2 separate regions of the Homo sapiens genome follow, and region 2 is linked to region 1. Evidence: chromatin loops called from intact Hi-C (ENCODE). Cell type or tissue: IMR-90. All regions are shown on one strand. Each heading gives the region's core, and the rest is flanking DNA. Links, peaks and the distances in the headings are about the cores only. Region 1 overlaps CIP2A (cellular inhibitor of PP2A). Region 2 overlaps CD47 (CD47 molecule).

Evidence for each region. Peaks named below come from ENCODE experiments on the same cell type or tissue, not always from the same donor. Only the 100,000 strongest peaks of a DNase experiment are listed, where the experiment ranks them.
Region 2: it touches region 1 in a loop (3-fold over the local background); 1 of 110 quality-filtered maps calls a loop at or near these places.

The regions. Positions count from the first base shown.
Region 1 is chr3:108,548,350-108,557,361 of GRCh38, reverse strand. CIP2A (cellular inhibitor of PP2A) reads left to right here. Exons shown (of 21, transcript NM_020890.3): 17 at 1-144; 18 at 2,873-2,986; 19 at 3,632-3,714; 20 at 4,989-5,128; 21 at 6,043-7,498. The coding sequence ends at 6,213. It also overlaps a transcript of MYH15 not described here. Among named protein-coding and RNA genes, the nearest start is that of CIP2A, 37 kb to the left of the region's middle. In IMR-90, for the core only: a CTCF peak has its summit at 4,619 (motif pointing right); no DNase peak of the experiment used is centred there.
Region 2 is chr3:108,055,620-108,064,631 of GRCh38, reverse strand. CD47 (CD47 molecule) reads left to right here. Exons shown (of 11, transcript NM_001777.4): 4 at 3,780-3,887; 5 at 5,088-5,180; 6 at 6,203-6,295; 7 at 7,063-7,155. Among named protein-coding and RNA genes, the nearest start is that of CD47, 31 kb to the left of the region's middle. In IMR-90, for the core only: no CTCF peak of the experiment used is centred there; a DNase peak (open chromatin) is centred at 4,111; H3K27ac peaks cover 469 bases.

The DNA.
Region 1 (9,012 bases), core at 2,912-6,911:
TAGTGTGTTGCTGAAGGCGCAGCAAGTTGAATCAGAAAGAGCGCAGAGTGATATTGAGCATCTCTTTCAACATAATAGGAAGTTAGAGTCTGTGGCTGAAGAACATGAAATACTGACAAAATCCTACATGGAACTTCTTCAGAGGTAAATAAAGTAAAATCTTCTGTGTAAGGTTAGAACCTAGAATGAACATGCAGCATTTCTTTTCTGAGACCCGAAAATCCTTTTGTAAGCATTTCATATATTCTGATAACACATGAGGTAAGTAATTAGCAAGAAACTTAAGTCATTGTGAAATGAAGTGTTGCTTCCTCAAACTCAGTATCAATGTTGGAAACAAAATACAGGTCTTTCCAGTTGACTTCTTTTATGTATTCATAACAGTCAGCAGTCATTTGGGAGATAAGCTCCACAAGGACAAGTTTGTCTGTTTTGATCACTGACAGATCCCTAGGGCCTGTAGGAGTGCTTGCTGCATAGTTAGGCACTTCATTAATAATTTTTAAATAAACTTAGTTGTCAAATTAGTATTAGGTTGAATGGTCATTTCTGCAGATCAAAAGTAGTTGAATATTGGCAATTTCATATCATTCTGCCTAATAGAATGGAAATTTAGGTGTAAGTGTTTAACTCATCTCTTAATATCCTTGATTATAGTTTACTTCCATGTGTGATTACATCTGTAGAATAAGTTCACATAGGTGAATTGCTAAGTTAAAGGGTATGTATATTTAATATTTTGATAGATATTTCTAAATTTTCCTCCAAAATGTGATACAGATTGAGTGTCCTTTTTGAACACAATGGTAGCACTCAAAAAGTTTAATATTTTGGAGCACTTTTGATTTTAGACTGATTTTGGATTTTCAAATTAGTGTTGCTCAACCTGTACCAATTTGTGTGCCTACTAGCAAAGTTTGATTGGTTTTTCCTCCCTTATAAACTCTTTTATCTTTTTAGGCCAGTTGTAAAACTTCTGAATTACAGGGAAGACCAGGAACAATTATGTATTTTCTACCAACCCATAAAAGTAAATACACTCTGGGGGAACTTGTTTATTGCTTTATATTTTAAGATTGTTCTATGTTGTTAATACAGAGATATAGAAATTTTTAGCTTGGCATGGTACATATGCTTATTTCCCATCAATAATAATGAAGGGTGAGAAATGAATAGTATCTAGAAAATGATGACAAAGTGATTTTTTAACAGGATATTTACCCCAGCAACTTTTTACAAAGTCTGATTGTTTGAGGCACCACTGATAAAGTGTAGTATTAGTGATAAGCCAAGTTGAGAACGTCAGCAGTGAAGAAAATACGTTATAGAACTGAAATGGGTTCCATTTGCTCAATACAGTAAAACCAGGTATCTGCACCAAGGTTTGCAGTGATAGAAAAAAAGGCTTTTACTGCAGGGTGCCAAGTAAGGAGGAGCAGGCAGCCAAATGCTCAAATACTGACCTCCCCAATAGCTTGCAAGCAAGGATTTTTAAAGGCGAGTAAATTTCAGGAAAGTGGAAGTTACAGACAAAAATCATAAATAAATAGTTAAAGGTTATACATTGGTTTAAGTTTAAAGGACAGGATATTGTGAAGCAGGGGCTTACAGGTCATGGGTAGACCCAAAGATTTTTCGATTTGCAGTTGGTTAAGGAAGAGCAGCTTTGTTTAAACATTTGGGGTCAGTAGAAAAATGTTAACTAGCTAGGGAGAGTGACTTTGTTCAAGACCCTGAGAAAGAAACTTAGAACAAAGAACAGTGGTTAAAATTCAGCCTTCATTTTCTCCTTACCTGAGCTCTACTTGTCAATGGATCTGGTCAGTGGGCTTCCTCAATGAGGGTCCGGGTCTCTGAAATACAACTCAGGGACATGTGTTAAGTTGTTTTCTTTAAGTTCTATAAAGAATCAAGTATCACTGGTACTCTTAAGTTTGTTAACTTTGATTTAGGCTACTATTACCTTCCTGTTTAACAAGTTACTTATTTACTTCTAGGGCTATCTAGGTCCCTGGAATTTCCCTTGAGTGAACTCAGGATTTTCCTTTATTTTCCAGCTTGAGGTCCTCAGACCTCCTAAAAAGGGGATACCTGCTTTGTCTCACATAGAGAACCTAAGAGATAGGCAGCGTCCAAGAAAAATACGTGGTTTCTAAGACCTGCTTATGTTCCAGCTAGTGATTTAGGGGCTAGAAGGTGAAATTCCTTGAATGGACAAGTGGATAACATGTAAATGAAGCTGGCTGGGGAAAAGGTCATTTGTAATGGTCAGGACTGTCTAAAGGCACTCAAACTCAGATTGTTAAAATTCCTGTATGGATTAGATACAAAAACTGCTGGCCAAGTTTGGCTACTGGTTTTTTTTGTTTGTTTTGGTTTGGTTTTTGGGTTGCTTTTTAAAAATCTTTGTGCTTAGTGAAATAAAAAAGACATTTTATGCTTATGGTAGTTGAGTATCAAAGTATTACTTTAGAAAGGATTTTTTTCTGTGTTTACCTTGCAGGTAAAATACTTAGGACTATTAGATGCAGAGTTTTAAAGAGACAAATGTAGAACCCTAAACTTATTTATAGCAAATTATGTAATGCAATATCATCTGTAAAATAAGGCTTTATATCCATAAATATGAGATTAATGCCCCACACATTTCTATTTCATAGTAATTTTTACCACATCAGTCAACCAAAACATGTATTTACTGCCTTTTAGAGTAGATGAAATTCTGTTTATGTCCTGCTTGTTCATAACATTCCTTCTCTTCCAGCATATGCAATTTGGTTAGAAGAGATAGTAAAGAAAACACTGTGAGCTTCTTTTCTCCTTCATATGTTTTCCTCCATAATGATGCCAACTCATTTTCTTGTCTTTTCAGAAATGAAAGTACTGAAAAGAAGAATAAAGATTTACAGATCACATGTGATTCTCTGAATAAACAAATTGAGACAGTGAAAAAGTTGAATGAGTCACTCAAGGAACAAAATGAAAAGTAAAATCTCTAGTTCTATATTCTGAATATGTGGGATTTTTCAAAAACAAAATGATTCCCTTTATATAGAACATTGTTTTTTATTGATAAAATTAATAGAATTGTCACTTATTTTAGATATAAGATATGTATTTGGTGGAAGTTACAGGCAATTGCTGTTCTTAGAAATTTTGTTTTAAAGGCTGGGCATGGTAGCTCACGCCTATAATCCCAGCACTTTGGGAGGCTGAGGTGGGTGGAGCGCATGAGGTCAGGAGTTTGAGACCAGCGTGGCCAACATGGCGAAACTCTGTAAATACTGAAAATACAAAAATTAGCTGGGTGTTGTGGCGGGTGCCTGTAATCTCCGCTACCCAGAAGGCTGAGGCAGGAGAATCACTTGAGCCCGGGAGGCAGAGGTTGCAGTGAGCACAAGATCATGCCACTGCACTCCAGCCTGGGTGACAGAACGAGACCTTTTTTTTTTTTTTTTTTTTTTTATATTTTTAGTAGAGACGGGGTTTCACCATGTTAGCCAGGATGGTCTCGATCTCCTGACCTTGTGATCTGCCCGCCTTGGCCTCCCAAAGTGCTTGGTAGGGAGAAAAAGTTACAAATGGTATATGGTTCATTAATGTTTTCTTCTATTTTTTTTAATAACTTCAGAAGTATTGCCCAATTAATAGAGAAAGAAGAACAGAGAAAAGAAGTACAGAATCAGCTAGTAGACAGAGAACATAAGCTAGCAAGTAAGTGGCTTCTTATTTAATACATTTTCTATTTTTAATGTATTTATTTTGGAAGCATGAGTGGTTTTGTTTGCTTTTTTATTTTCTACTTATTGTTTTAAACTTTAAATCATATTTGGAATGGCTTCCCTTTTCTTGACATAATGTTTCACAAAAGCAGTTCGGTTTAATCAAGTTGAAAAAGTGGTACGTTTTTTAAATTTAGGAGCTATAAGAAATTGGCCAGGCACAGTGGCTCACTCCTGTAATCCCAGCACTTTGGGAGTTGGAGATGGGTAGATTGCTTGAGCTCAGGAGTTTGAGACCAGCCTGAGCAACATGGTGAAACCCCATCTCTACAAAAAATACAAAAATTTAGCCAGGTGTGTTAGTGTGCACCTGTAGTTCCAGCTACTCAGGAAGCTACAGTGGGAGAATCTCTTGAACCTGGATGTCAAGGCTGCAGTGAGCTATGTTCACGCCACTGCACTCCAACCTGGGTGACAAAGCAAGACTGTCTCAAAAAAAAAAAAAAAAAAAAAAAAAACAAAAGGAAAGAGATGATTGACCATTTAATTTAATTTAATTTTTTTATTATTTCAACTTTTAGAATCAGGGGGCATGTGTGCAGGTCTGTTACACTGGGTATATTGCATGACACGGATGTTTGGGGTATGGATCTCATCACCCAGGTAGTAAGCATAGTACCAAATAGGTAGCAATAGGTAATTTTCAACCTCCTGCCAACTCTAGTCTGCAGTGTCTATTGGTTCCATCTTTAAGTCTGTGTGTACTCAATGTTTAGTTCCCACTTAGAAGTGAAAACTTGGAGTATTTGGTTTTCTGTTCCTTCGTTAAATCACATAGGATTATGGATTGCCCTTTTCAAAATAAAAAAATGTTGAAGGAACGTAACAGCAGGTGGCAGTATTAGGTAACTTTTAGTTACTAGCTTCTTAATGGTATATTTGAAATGATCCTGAAAAACATTTTTGTTCTCACTTGCCTTAGAGCGCAGGCACCTACCTATATAATTTTTCATAGTTGTAGCTCTCCCTTTTCTAACCCTTACACTTTTGAGAATTGTCCTTTACCTATATAGCATATTATATTTAGAACAGAGGATGGAAGAAAGACATGGAGATTTGGTATTTTCTATAGAATACTGTCATAAGAGAAGTTTCTCTTCCTTGTTCTAGTTATTTCTCTTTTGCTCTTACAGTAGCTACTAGACCATTTCAGAGTAGTCAGTGTAAGACCTCTGAGTATAATACTTGACTTTTTTTTCTTTTAAGATTTGCATCAAAAAACAAAAGTACAAGAAGAAAAGATTAAAACCTTACAAAAGGAAAGGGAAGATAAGGAAGAAACCATTGATATCCTTAGAAAAGAATTAAGCAGAACAGAACAGATAAGAAAAGAGTTGAGCATTAAGGTAAGAATCTGTTCCATTTCTCATTTGCAGTAAAATAAAAAAGTCTGTTGTGAAAAGGGTGAATATGGATAAAGGAATGTACTGTTTCTTCAGCAAATTTTTTAGAAGATATTAGGATCTCAAAGCAGCTTGAGTATCATTTGTTATGAGGTTTTCATAATGTATTTTCTAAAATAGTTAAGCAGTTATTAAACAGATACTTTGTGTCAGCACCTGGTATTTTCAAGTGTGCAAAGAATACAGAAAGGGGTTACCAGTACTTGATGTCATATATAGGTAGCTGTATAATTTTCACTTTAACAAATATTATATAATGTGTTAATAAATATTTTCAACTTACAACTGAAGAAACTGAGTCTGAGGTTACTTACTAAAGTCACACAGCTAATAAGTGAATCAATAGGTATATATTCTGAATCTGAGTCCGGGGTTCTTTCTATATTACCATGGTTGCATAGCTTGAGTGGTAGCTATGAATTGTACTTTCTGGCCCGTTTACTACCAGGAAGATGAGAACAGACTAGGATTAAAGACTGATCTACTACTACTACTGAGTAACAGAAGAGGCATAAAATTTAGTACCACATTTACAGTTTTTCTGGTTCTGCTTTAATGTGATTATCTTATTAGTAATTTTAATATGTAGTGTGTAGTATTTTCTGCAAAATTTCAGCTGCTGGCATTAACTTAAGACAAGTTGAAAGTGTATTCTCAATTTGTATTATATTGTTTAATGATTATTCATTTTAAACTTACCATGTAATTGAATTAACTGAAGTATAATATTTATAGTATGTCTTGAAATGGTTGTTGTACAATAAAAAATAAAAGCATCTTAAAATATATGTATAGAGAAAACATTAAAGTTATTTTTCTTCTCAATTCTTCCTCCTCCCCCAACCCCAATTCCTTAGGCTTCCTCCCTAGAGGTTCAAAAGGCACAATTAGAAGGTCGTTTGGAAGAGAAAGAGTCCTTGGTGAAACTTCAGCAAGAGGAATTGAACAAACACTCCCACATGATAGCAATGATCCACAGTTTAAGTGGTGGAAAAATAAATCCAGAAACTGTGAATCTCAGTATATAGACATTATGGCATTTTGGAATTTGTAATCTCATGATATTTTTGATGTATTTATCTATTGGAGGGGGGGTGGGTAGGGGAGTTAATTTGTGACTTCGTAACAATAAGAAGTTATTATCTAATTTAGTAAAGACCCTGATCTGTTGCATGTTTTTTATTTGATAGTTTGAATAGAAATTTAATTTTCTAAGTTTTACTTTTTGTTTCTGGCTTTTATGGCTTAAGGTTTTCTTTGGTTCTTACATTAGAAAATCATTTTTAACCTCCATTATCATTTTTCTAAGGTTCTTTCCTTTTTCTTAGTTGCTTTCTATTCTGTTTTGCCTGTCTTATTTATTCTCATTTGTGATTATTTAGATCTTAAGACCAAACTTTCTTGGTATAACAGTCCTAAAGATTACAAAATAAAAATATAGAGAGAGTAAAAGTAAAAAGTAAAGTAAAAAGAGAGAAGGTATGATTTTACTGCTAGAGAAGTTTGTCTCTGAAGAAGCACAAAAGAAAATATTAGTGAATTTAAAATAATTTTTATACTGCTGTAGCATAATTTCTAAATTTGAAAAAAATGCAATGGTAATAAAATGTATAAAAATTAGAAAACTGTCATTGTGTTAAACTATTACATTTAAATGATTACATTTAACACAATAGCTGTCTCATAAAAAATCTAAGAACTTGTAGAATTATTTGTAAGGTATATTTAGTGTTTTTTTCTCTTTTTTCAAATGTTGCATAGTGGTCCAGATCATCTATAATTAATTATAAGTTTCTTATGATTTACATAAGGATAATTTGGATTCTACTCTTGCTGCATATTCAGAAAAATATTATTTACTGTTAATTCTGATATGAATTGTATTTAATTTGTTGTCCTAATAGTTTTTAATTGGTTCATTTAATTTTAAAGCATAGGTTAAATATCTTTATTTTTTTTAAAATACAAGGGTCCTTCTGTACTTTTCATTTGAATCATATCCTCTAACTACTCTGTAAGAAACGTTTTTACATCAATATTTTGATTGATTTTATTGCTATACCAATACAGTCATTAATTTTACTTGGTGTTTTCTTCACCATATGTCTGTTTGATTTAAGTGAATTTAGATTTGTACAGTTCTGGAAATTTTTTAAAAAATATTATGCAGAGTAAAACATTTTAAATTACTATTTGTTCTATAGAGGAGATACATTCTGTTTCTCTTTTGAAATTGCATGCATTTTCAACCAAATATGAAAAAGTTTAAGTGGATAGATAAGACTGAAGAATAAAAGGGTCTATAAAATAAAAGAGACAAAACGTTAAAGAAAGAAATGAATGAATGAACCAAAAATTCTAGGGAAAATCAATTTATCTTTCCAATTTAGACATCTTGAGACAGCCTAGCCTAGTGCTACCCTATACAATTTTCTGTGATAATGACAGTGTTCTATGATGTCCAGTCCCATAGCCAGTGGCTAAAAGTGGCCATTGAGCACTTGAAATTTGGCCTTTGCAACTGAAAAAACTAAATTTTTGATTTTATTAAATTTAATTTTGATAACCATCCTGTTAGATAATGCAGATCTGTCCCATTCTCACAAGTATGTGTTTAAAGAACTCAATTTGCCTTTTCTTAAAGATCTATATAAATAATTACCCCATTATATATATGTAGTAGCCCTTTCTTAATGTAATTTTAACCTGTTTATTTCTAATCTTCTCTCCCTAAAGAAGAAAGTCCGTACTGCAGCTTTGAAGAAGGTGAGTACTAATCATCATCCTTCATCTCTTTCTGTCTCTTGTAACACCTTTCATATTGTTTCTGTTGTTTTTCTGAGTGCCTTTACTATATCAGTTACTTTTTTTTTCTTGTTGGACTGTGTACCTCATATTAAAAAAGCAAAAGTGTGTGTAAATATTTTTTTTCTAAAAAAAAAAATTTAATCAAATTTGAACCACCACCATAGTCAGGGTTTTGTATGTGTGTATGCATGTCCATTTCCTAATGGAAAAAACAAAACTTAGGAAGTGCATCATTATATTAGGATTACTCGCATCCTCTTAAAATTTTGCTGGGGAGAGTTTGTCTCCAAAGTATACATTAACACAGTTCCGTTACTATTTACACTTGCCACTTGAACAAATAGACACATCTCATAAAATTTGGTTGGTTAAAGTTTATATTAAATTGTTCATTAATTTAATGTCAGGAAAAAAAGAATGAAACTGTATGCTGTGTCTTAGGAAATTATCAGGTCAGTGTCCATTTGGGTCTATTTACTTATATATTATAAGGACTAGTTACTTAAGAATAAAAAGAGATTCTGTCATGAGTTAGCACTGTCAGTTAAATGAAAATATGTTTGAATTTCTACTTCTACCTTTGGTCATTCATTCATATGTTACAGGTACTTATCAAGTTATATTTCCTAAAACTCAAAGTCTTACTGTAATTTGATTCTTTTCCTGCCTTCAAATAGTTATGAACTATATTTACAACTTTGCTTTTGGCATATATACCATCGTACCAGCCATGTGTCCTGTTTGTGACTTAATCCTTTGCAAGATTTAGCAAACATTTTCTGTAAAGGGGCAGATAGTAAATATTTTAGGCTTTCTGGAACATAGTTTCTGTCACAACAACTCAACCCTGCTATTGCAGCACAGAAGCAGCCATAGACAATACATAAATGATTAGTCATGGCTGTGTTCCATTCAAACTTTAGTAACAAAACTAGTCAAAACTTTGCTATTAGATGTTACATTTACTTATTAAGAAATGTCTTTTTATGTTTGGTAATCTTTATCTTGAGGTCTATTTT
Region 2 (9,012 bases), core at 2,592-6,591, 490 kb after region 1:
TGTGTGAGCCTATATGGGTGTGTCAAATCCAGTCTTTGGGGTGTCATGGAAACTTAGCATGATAGACTTGATTTTATCCCCAAGTTGACTTGGTAATTTCATTAGATTTCATCAGTCACAACCTGCATTTTATCTTGTATGTGCTGTCTATTGGTCACAAAATCAGAAAACCTTCTTGTCCATTCATAACATTAGCTGTTTTTTCAGGTGGCTAGAGGGACATGTCATTGCTTCATCTGCATGAATTTGAAAGATTAAATGCATAAAGGAATTTTCTTAGAGTAGAGTAGGCCTTCACCATCTCTTTAACTGGGAAAGAAGTTTTGGGAGTAACATACTCATCACTCACACCCCCCTCCCCTCAAACACACACACTCACCCATTAGAATGTAAGGGCCTTGAGGCAGGCCTTGTGTTTGCTTTTCGTGTTCACTGTCAGCATTTAGAATAGTGATAGTCATATAGATGGATAGTGCTCAATCAATTATTGTCAAATAAAGTAATCTACTTGTTCCTTGATTTAGACTAGCAAAAGGGGCTGGTACATTGTAGGTACACAGTAAATATTTGTAGAACAGATGAATGAACCAACCCAACAGATTTCTTAGAAGTAGCCTGCTTTTGGTTACTAATTATTTTATAGAACATATAAAAGAAAATTTTAGAATACCTAATTTGTTCACAAAAATGTTATATTGTCTCCCCTGATACTTGGTATTCCTGTGTCAGGCTGAGCACTAAGGTTATACATTTTTTGTTAAGCATGTAATTACTGTTATTTCTCATGTACTTTATTTTGTGTATTGATTTCAGTAGTTGTAGCTGAGGGTAATCCTTAAGAGCATGCAGATTTTAAAAATTACATAGATTGCCTTGCCAAGCCGTCTGAAAGTCATACTAGAAAATTTGATAAGAGCCTGCTGTTAACAACACATTGAGTTATTTTTATCTTAATGCTAAGTGGAGAATTACTTGAATTTATTTTTTTTGCTGCATTTAATGTTTTGATACATTCAATAAATAAGGATAAATCCACTTACTGAAGGACAAGAAAAGATCAATAAGAGATCCTTGAGGTTATTGGGTTCTATGGCATCTATTATATCAAATTCCTTGCCCTTTCACTATACTGAGAAATTTGACGACTGGGCTAGCAACAAGATACCTACCCCACATTAGCTGTGGTACCTGCTGAAATGTGACCATGTGAGCAAAGAAAATGAGCCAAAAGAAACTCTTTCTGAAGATTCACTGAAGAAAACCTGGAGATACTCTTTCATTAGTAGACCCCACAGAGACAGGTGGAGTGTCCGTTATCCAGAATGCCTGGGACCAGAAGTGTTTTGGATTTCAGATTTTTTCACACTTGGGATCCTCAACATGTGTATTTGTTGGAAATGGCTACTTAATTTAAGGAAAAGTTTAAGGTGGCCTGGAAAATAAGTAGTAGTTGAACTAATCAACAGGAACCAAAACTACTTTCAATATATAGTGTACTTATACTCAAAGAGAGACGGACCATTTTATGGTGGAACCCTGTCTATGGTAGTATTTTGTGATGTTTTATTTTTGTTGCTATTGTTTGCACTGTTTTCTCCTATAACAGCTCTTCTAAGCCTTAAGAGGATAAATTTTATATGAGATTCAAACTCTTATTTTTGTTAAGAAGGATGTAAGTCACCAGGCATGGTGGCTCACACCTGTAATCCCAGCACTTTGGGAGGCCGTGGCAGGTGGATCATGAGGTAAGGAGCTCGAGATCAGCCTGGCCAACAATGTGAAACCCCGTCTCTACTAAAAAAAAAAAAAAAAGAATTCAAAAATTAGCCAGGCCTGGTGGCGCATGCCTGTAGTCCCAGCTACTCGGGAGGCTGAGGCAGGAGAATCATTGAACCTGGGAGGCAGAGTTTGCAGTGAGCCGAGATTGTGCCACTGCACTCCAGCCTGGGTAACGGAGTGAGAGACTCTGTCTCCAAAAAAAAAAAAAAAGAAAAGAAAAAGAAAAATATAGAAGAAGAACATAAGTCAACCTTTTTCCATGAAATTATACTGTACTCTAAGGCAAATTCTTGTTGCTTGATCTTAGTAGCTTTTTTATGCATTGACTTAAACCTGGAAGAGTTTCTTATGAATGTTTGATTGACTGTGAGGTGCATTTGAAACAGCTTCTACTTTATAACCCTTTGCAGAACTTTCAAGCTCTATTTAGATAACAATATATATGGGATTAAAATGGAAAATGTGACATATGTCTAGAGAAAGTTCCTTTTTCTGTGTATGTGCCTTTTGTGACTTATACACTCAGTTTCATTCTAGCCAGCATTTGAGCCTAGAAAATAGGGAAGTTATGAAAACTCTGTGCCTTATAAGAAGGCAAGGCTATGACTGAGTATTAGACACATAAGTCCAGGGCTGGGCGGAAGTAATGAATCAAATAAAAACTTGGGGAACTTGCCATAGGATGTTTTCTGATTAATATGGGTTTCTCTTCTCTGATTAATGTGGATTTCAGTTACTCAACTGTGTAACTGAAATCCACATTAATAAATTGGTTATTTATTGCTTAGGACTTATCTCCCCATAAAGAGACTAAAATTGAGGTTATAAATTATGGGTAGATAGAAATTCCAGAAATATTTAGGTACCTGTCATATACCTTAAACATAGATTTTTATCACAATCATTTAGGGGCTTATTTATTGCTTTTACTTTATTTAATGTTTGTCACTGTAGAAGAAAAAAAACTAAATGCTAAATATAACATTTAAAATATTTTCCCCTTCATGACAGCCACCAATTGATTACTGTCATGGAGACTATCTCTATGTGGATGACACACAGCAGCATTTCAATCACACGCTGTTTCTTTCCGCTACTCAGTTTGCTTTTAGGTTGCCTTAAACAACTTCCTTGGTGAAAAAATCAACTTCAATATTAACCAAAATTTAAAAGATTCATATATAGTAAAAGAACTAATATTCGCAGATTGACCCATTCCATTCTTTCAGAGAAGGTATGAGATACTTGACAGTGGAGCTAGCAGCAGAAACAATAACATGTATGATGAATCCCATTGAGTCTTTGCAGTTTATTTTTATTAAAATATTTTAATTGAACAATTTAAGCTTTTTTTCTTCATCAGGATTTCACAAGGGTGTAATCTGCCCAGTTTTATTCTGTCATTTTTTTCAAAACAAAATAACTAGATTTCCAGATTGTTTACTAATTTTTTATAAGGTAGGACAAAATTCTCTTTTTCTCAATATTGTTAATTAACCCATTATTTCCCATTAGTATTATGTACATCAGTGTTGTGTTGTCACTTGGAGTGGTTTTGCTCATCGGGGGCATTGACAATGTCTGAAAACAGTTTGATTAACATAACTGGCATCTAGTTACTAGCATCTAGTATGTAGAGGCCAGGGATGCTCCTCAACATTCTATATTATGCAGAGCAGTGTCCCCCCTCCCCCCAAAAACTTATCTAGCTCAATTTATTAGTAATACATCAACCGAGAAAGACTGATGTATAGAACCTCATTTGTTAGTGTAGGAAAATAAGGTGTCACCTATAAATTCACCATCCATATTTATACTGCCGTGACGTTATCCATTTGCTTATGAAAGAGATGTGAGGTGACTTGATGATATTAAGGAGTTGTTCCTCATAAGTTATTACATTATAGTACTTCTGTCAGTTTGTCTCTGTACCTTACAAGTTATTAAAATGGCTTCACTTGTGATTGAGTTCATATAATTCTTTGTTTTTCTTTTTTAAGCACTTAAATATAGATCCGGTGGTATGGATGAGAAAACAATTGCTTTACTTGTTGCTGGACTAGTGATCACTGTCATTGTCATTGTTGGAGCCATTCTTTTCGTCCCAGGTAAGATGTGCAGTTCCTAGGCAGGAACGCAGGAGGTAGATGAGTGCATTCCAAGGTGAGGAGGGCTGCATTAGTTTCCTAGGGCTGTTGGAACAGATGACCACAAACTGGGTGGCTTAAACAATAGCAATTCCCTTTCCATGCTGGAGGCCATAAGTCTGAAATCAGGACGTCATCAGGGCCACACTCCCTCTCAAGGCTGTATGGAAGAATCCATTTCTTGGCTCTTCTAGCTTCTGGAATTTGCTGAAGAATGACAGTGTTTATCATTCCTTAGTTTGCGGCAGCATAACTCCACCCTCTGCCTCTCTGGTCACATTGCCTCCTCCTTCCTCTATGTCTTTGCCTCTGTGTTTTTGTTAAATCTCCCTCAGCCTCTCTCTTATGAGCACATTTGTCATTGGAATTAGAGCCCACTCATATAATCCAGGGTAAGCTCCTCCTTTCAGATCCTTAACTTCATCATATCTTTTGCCATATAATGCAGTATTCACTCTTTTGCTGTATTAGGTAATATTCACAGGTTTTAGGGATTAGGAGGTAGAAATAATTTTAGGGCCATCATTCAACTCACTACAGAGGCAAACTTCATTGGCCAAGACATGAAAGTAGAATGAATGTGGGAACCAAGTCTGGAAATTGGCAGTTGCATTTGGAGGATGGGAATGTGAGTGGGAAATGAGGATATGTAGCACATGTAAAGAAAAGCAAAGGAAGGCTGGGACTCAACCTAATAACTATAGCACACCATCGTTTGTGGAGAAGAATGCAGTGCAGGTGTAATATTTAGGAACATGGGCTTGGCAGCTCTATTGGTATCTGAAGTTAGTGAAGACAGCAGGAAGAAGGAGGTGAATTCAGAAGACAACTTGAAGGAACAATTGATTTGACTTTGGGGCATACTGAATACAGCAGATGAAGGGAACAGTAAAAGATGAATACACAGTTTCTCACTGGAATTCTGTAAACTAGTTAAGAAGGAGGCAGAGCCAATTCAAGGTTTCAGCATGTTGAAACTTAAATGTTGAGATTTAGATGTCTTAAGTTTGGTCTTAATCAAAAAATAGTCACTAATTTTGTGTGAGGTTTTCAGGGAAACGTATATTTTTAAAATTTTCACAGTTGTCAAGCACAGAATTTAGATTAGTACATTTAAAAAGTATGTAGGAAAATATTTTAAATGTTTTTATTTATTGACAGGTGAATATTCATTAAAGAATGCTACTGGCCTTGGTTTAATTGTGACTTCTACAGGGATATTAATATTACTTCACTACTATGTGTTTAGTACAGGTGAGTTTTCATTGTTACAGTATGATTTTGTCTACCTTTTTCATTTACAAAACAGCAGTTTTGGTGAAAATGCTCATATAAATTTTTTACAACTCAATAAGAGTAGGTTTATTAAAAGATTTTTCATGCTATTCTTAGTGACATTTTCCCATTCATATTAATTTTAAGGTTATTCTAGGTTAGCTGTTTTGTAAAAAGTGACTTTCATATGTATTTGATGCCAATCAGCATAATTTTAAATTATGCCATATAACTTCTTAATGATTATTTTCATATTCTAATTTCAGTTTTTTGAAGTTATAAGTGGATGTTAAACGCAGTCTTTCTCTTCTTTTGCTAAGCTTCTGCTTCTGCATTAAGAAGACTGGTTCTATAAAATGGAATTATGAATCACAAATAGTAGAAACATATTTGTTTTAATTATTAGCAAACCTTAATACTGTAGTTTTAAGAGATGGTATGGAAATCCAAACTATAATCAGTATCATTTTCACTGCATTTTGAAAGTAGATCACTACCATATTTAGTTATTACTATTAAAGAGTCACATTTAACACTTGGTCTTAGAGCCTATCTCTGGCTCGTTGTACATTGGAAAGGTATTAGTTTGTTATAAAATGACATCTAGAGATAGAGAGCATGATGTTTACAGTCAGGTATTTGCATAATGGTTCCCTCAGCAAGAGCAATTCCATGTGCATGTGGAGAAGACATTCATAATAGCCATTCATATTGTAAAATGCACAAGTGTGGTAAAAGCAGCATTGTTCTAAGATTTAGGGTAAAAACTTCCAGTCCAGCTTAGCTGACTGTGAAAATTAAAGGCTGCCGAATGTGTGAATTTGGAGCTGACTACTTGTGTGGAAGGGTTAGATCACTGAGTTAACATCTACCGTCAAACAATGAACTCCAGAGTCAGTCTTTGGTCTTAGGAGATCCCTGATTATACCAAATGCAAGTGGAAGTTATTGCTTTTTAAATACTCTTGACATGCTTCTGTTACATCCTTTTCCTTCCTCCAGCGATTGGATTAACCTCCTTCGTCATTGCCATATTGGTTATTCAGGTGATAGCCTATATCCTCGCTGTGGTTGGACTGAGTCTCTGTATTGCGGGTAAGAGTCATCTTTCTGTAGACCTAATTTGGGTTACTTTTGGACAGAGCTCTTCTTCCTTTTTCTTTTTCTTTCTCTCTTTTTAAAAATATATAGACTTGATTTTTTTTTTTAGTGCAGTTTTTGGTTCATGGCAAAATTGAGTGGAAAGTACATTCACATGGATATTTTTATGTGGACATAAGTTTTCAATTCCATTTGGGCAAATACCAAGGAGTGCAATTACGGGACTGTAAAGAGTATGTTGAAATAAACTGCCAAACTCTCTGTATCAAAATAGCTGTACCATTTTGTATTATCACCACCAATAAATAAGAGTTTTTGTTCATTCATATACTTGACAGCATTTAGCATTCTGAGCTTTTCTTTTTAAACTTCCAATTTACCCCAGTGGTAATAGTGCTTTCCTCCTCGCTACAAAGATATTAGCTGTATATATGGCTTGGTGGCTGATTGTTCTAGCACCCAAACTGATATGCCTGTATTTGTGGAAGAGCTTTTAAAATAACTGGGCTCAAATTGGTTGGAGCCTTAGACTTGAAACACCAGTTCCCATTTCTTGATATGATAAGGTATGTGTTATGCAAAGGAGGGCTTTGTTCTTCTAATAATTTTGAGTCATTTTACTGGTTAAGTTAATAAACATATATGGATAATTTTTGTTTTTTGATCGTTAGAATAACTCTCTTAAAACTTGGGATTATTACTGTTTTTTAGTAAGTTATTTCATATGCTTTTCTAATACAGAATTTTATTTGTTTTTACAGCGTGTATACCAATGCATGGCCCTCTTCTGATTTCAGGTTTGAGTATCTTAGCTCTAGCACAATTACTTGGACTAGTTTATATGAAATTTGTGGGTAAGTCAATCTTATTTTCATTAACCTATGCCAATAATTTCAGATATATCACTTAGAAAATGCTTTTTAGTTTGTTCTTCCAGTTTAGGACCAAAAATGAGAAAATACAATTGGAGTGATTCGAGGATAATTAAAGAGGGTAGAAGACATATAGGATTTTTAGTTGGTTCTTCCAGTTTAAGACCAGAAGTCAGAAAATACAATTGGAATGATTTGAGGGTAATTAAAGAGGGTAGAAGACATATAGGATTAATGAAAATTTGGTTTCCAAAGTAGTTTAAAGGAAAATGGCTTTATCTATTAGAATGTGTACCTTTTTATACTAAGTAAAAGGGGAGAGATCTTTGAGGATCCATTTTAAGTAATAGAATAGGATTTTTAATTGTTCCAGTGTTTCTGTGATAGAGCTGTCCTGCACAGACCTGTTTGTTTGTCACTTGCTCTTTTTCTTGCAGACATAGACACCCCAGACAGGAATTAAAATTCACAATCTATCAATTTTGTTCATTTAAAGAGCAGTGACCTCTAATGCATGACTTTAAAACAGTTCTAGTTAAAACCAATATAATGAAAACATTGAGTTTCAAAATTTAGGCTTTTACTCCTTTTAAAATCAATTATTAGTAAGTATGGAATTTACTTCATTGTTTCTAACTTGTATATTTAATCTGCCAATTTTCAAGTAACATTTCTGCATAAATTCTTATTTTTTATTGAGATATATGTACACAGAGAGATATTTTCAATTGTGCCTGAAACTAATGTTATCTTACCTAAGCTCAAGATGTTCCCAATAATGTAATTTATATTAGTTTCCGTTTTTTAAAAAAATTATATTTTTATGAAATAAAACATACTCTTAACCACCTATCAAAATAATCAAAAGTTATAAATTAATGGAGTAAAAAAATAGTGTTTCTGCTTTGCTTTAGGTAAACTTTGCTGTATGTGTTTCTAAAACTTAATACGAAACTTGAATTGTTATAGTCAAATAATTTCTCATATGACTCACATAATAGTTTCAAAAAACTTTTACCTTTATTTCTGAACTTTGGTTCTTGATGATTGTTAATTGAATTCAATTCTGTCATATATTCTGTGTCTTTCTTTAATTAATGCTTATTAGATAAATAATTAAAATACTTAACTAAAATCTGCGTATCCTTAGCATATGAGTTCATAAGTCTTAGTTGTTGCTCAATGAAATTTTCTAATTTTATACCACATAATGCCATAAAATACAATGGAGACATCTAAAGCAGAATGGAATTCATGTGGTAGCTACAGTGAACATCTTGAATGTTGGTGCATATTCTATTTTTGTTACATCTTCCAATCACCATGTGTCTGGTTCTGGAAGATGACACTCCTGGTTTTGTTGCTCCCCACAAATGCCTGAGAATAGTGTGTGATTTGCAGTATCCATACAACTCTGGTGAAGTAGTATGAGATACCTTTGGCTGACGGGCAGCACGCTCTTATTTTTTCCTCACTATCTGGGTTGTCCTCCCTTTTACTCCCATGCCACCCCATGCCTTCCATATCTAGCATAGAATGATCTTCAGTACAGTTGCCAGCAGGTCTGGTGACAATGTCTCAAGTGGAACTAAGCATTGTCTATCTGCCACCTCCTTAACTTCACTCTCCTGCCTTCTCCATCACTTACGTTCCTCCAAGCCTGTGAAACCACTGTACTGTACCTGTCACTGTTCTGACATTAAAATTAAAATGACTTAAATCTTGACAAGTACCCCAAATTATTTTTTCTTTGTCATAGGTTAGCATATAAGTATACTATATGCTAAAATTTATGCTATATGTTTAAAATTTAGTGCAATTTTATTGATAGTGTCCTAA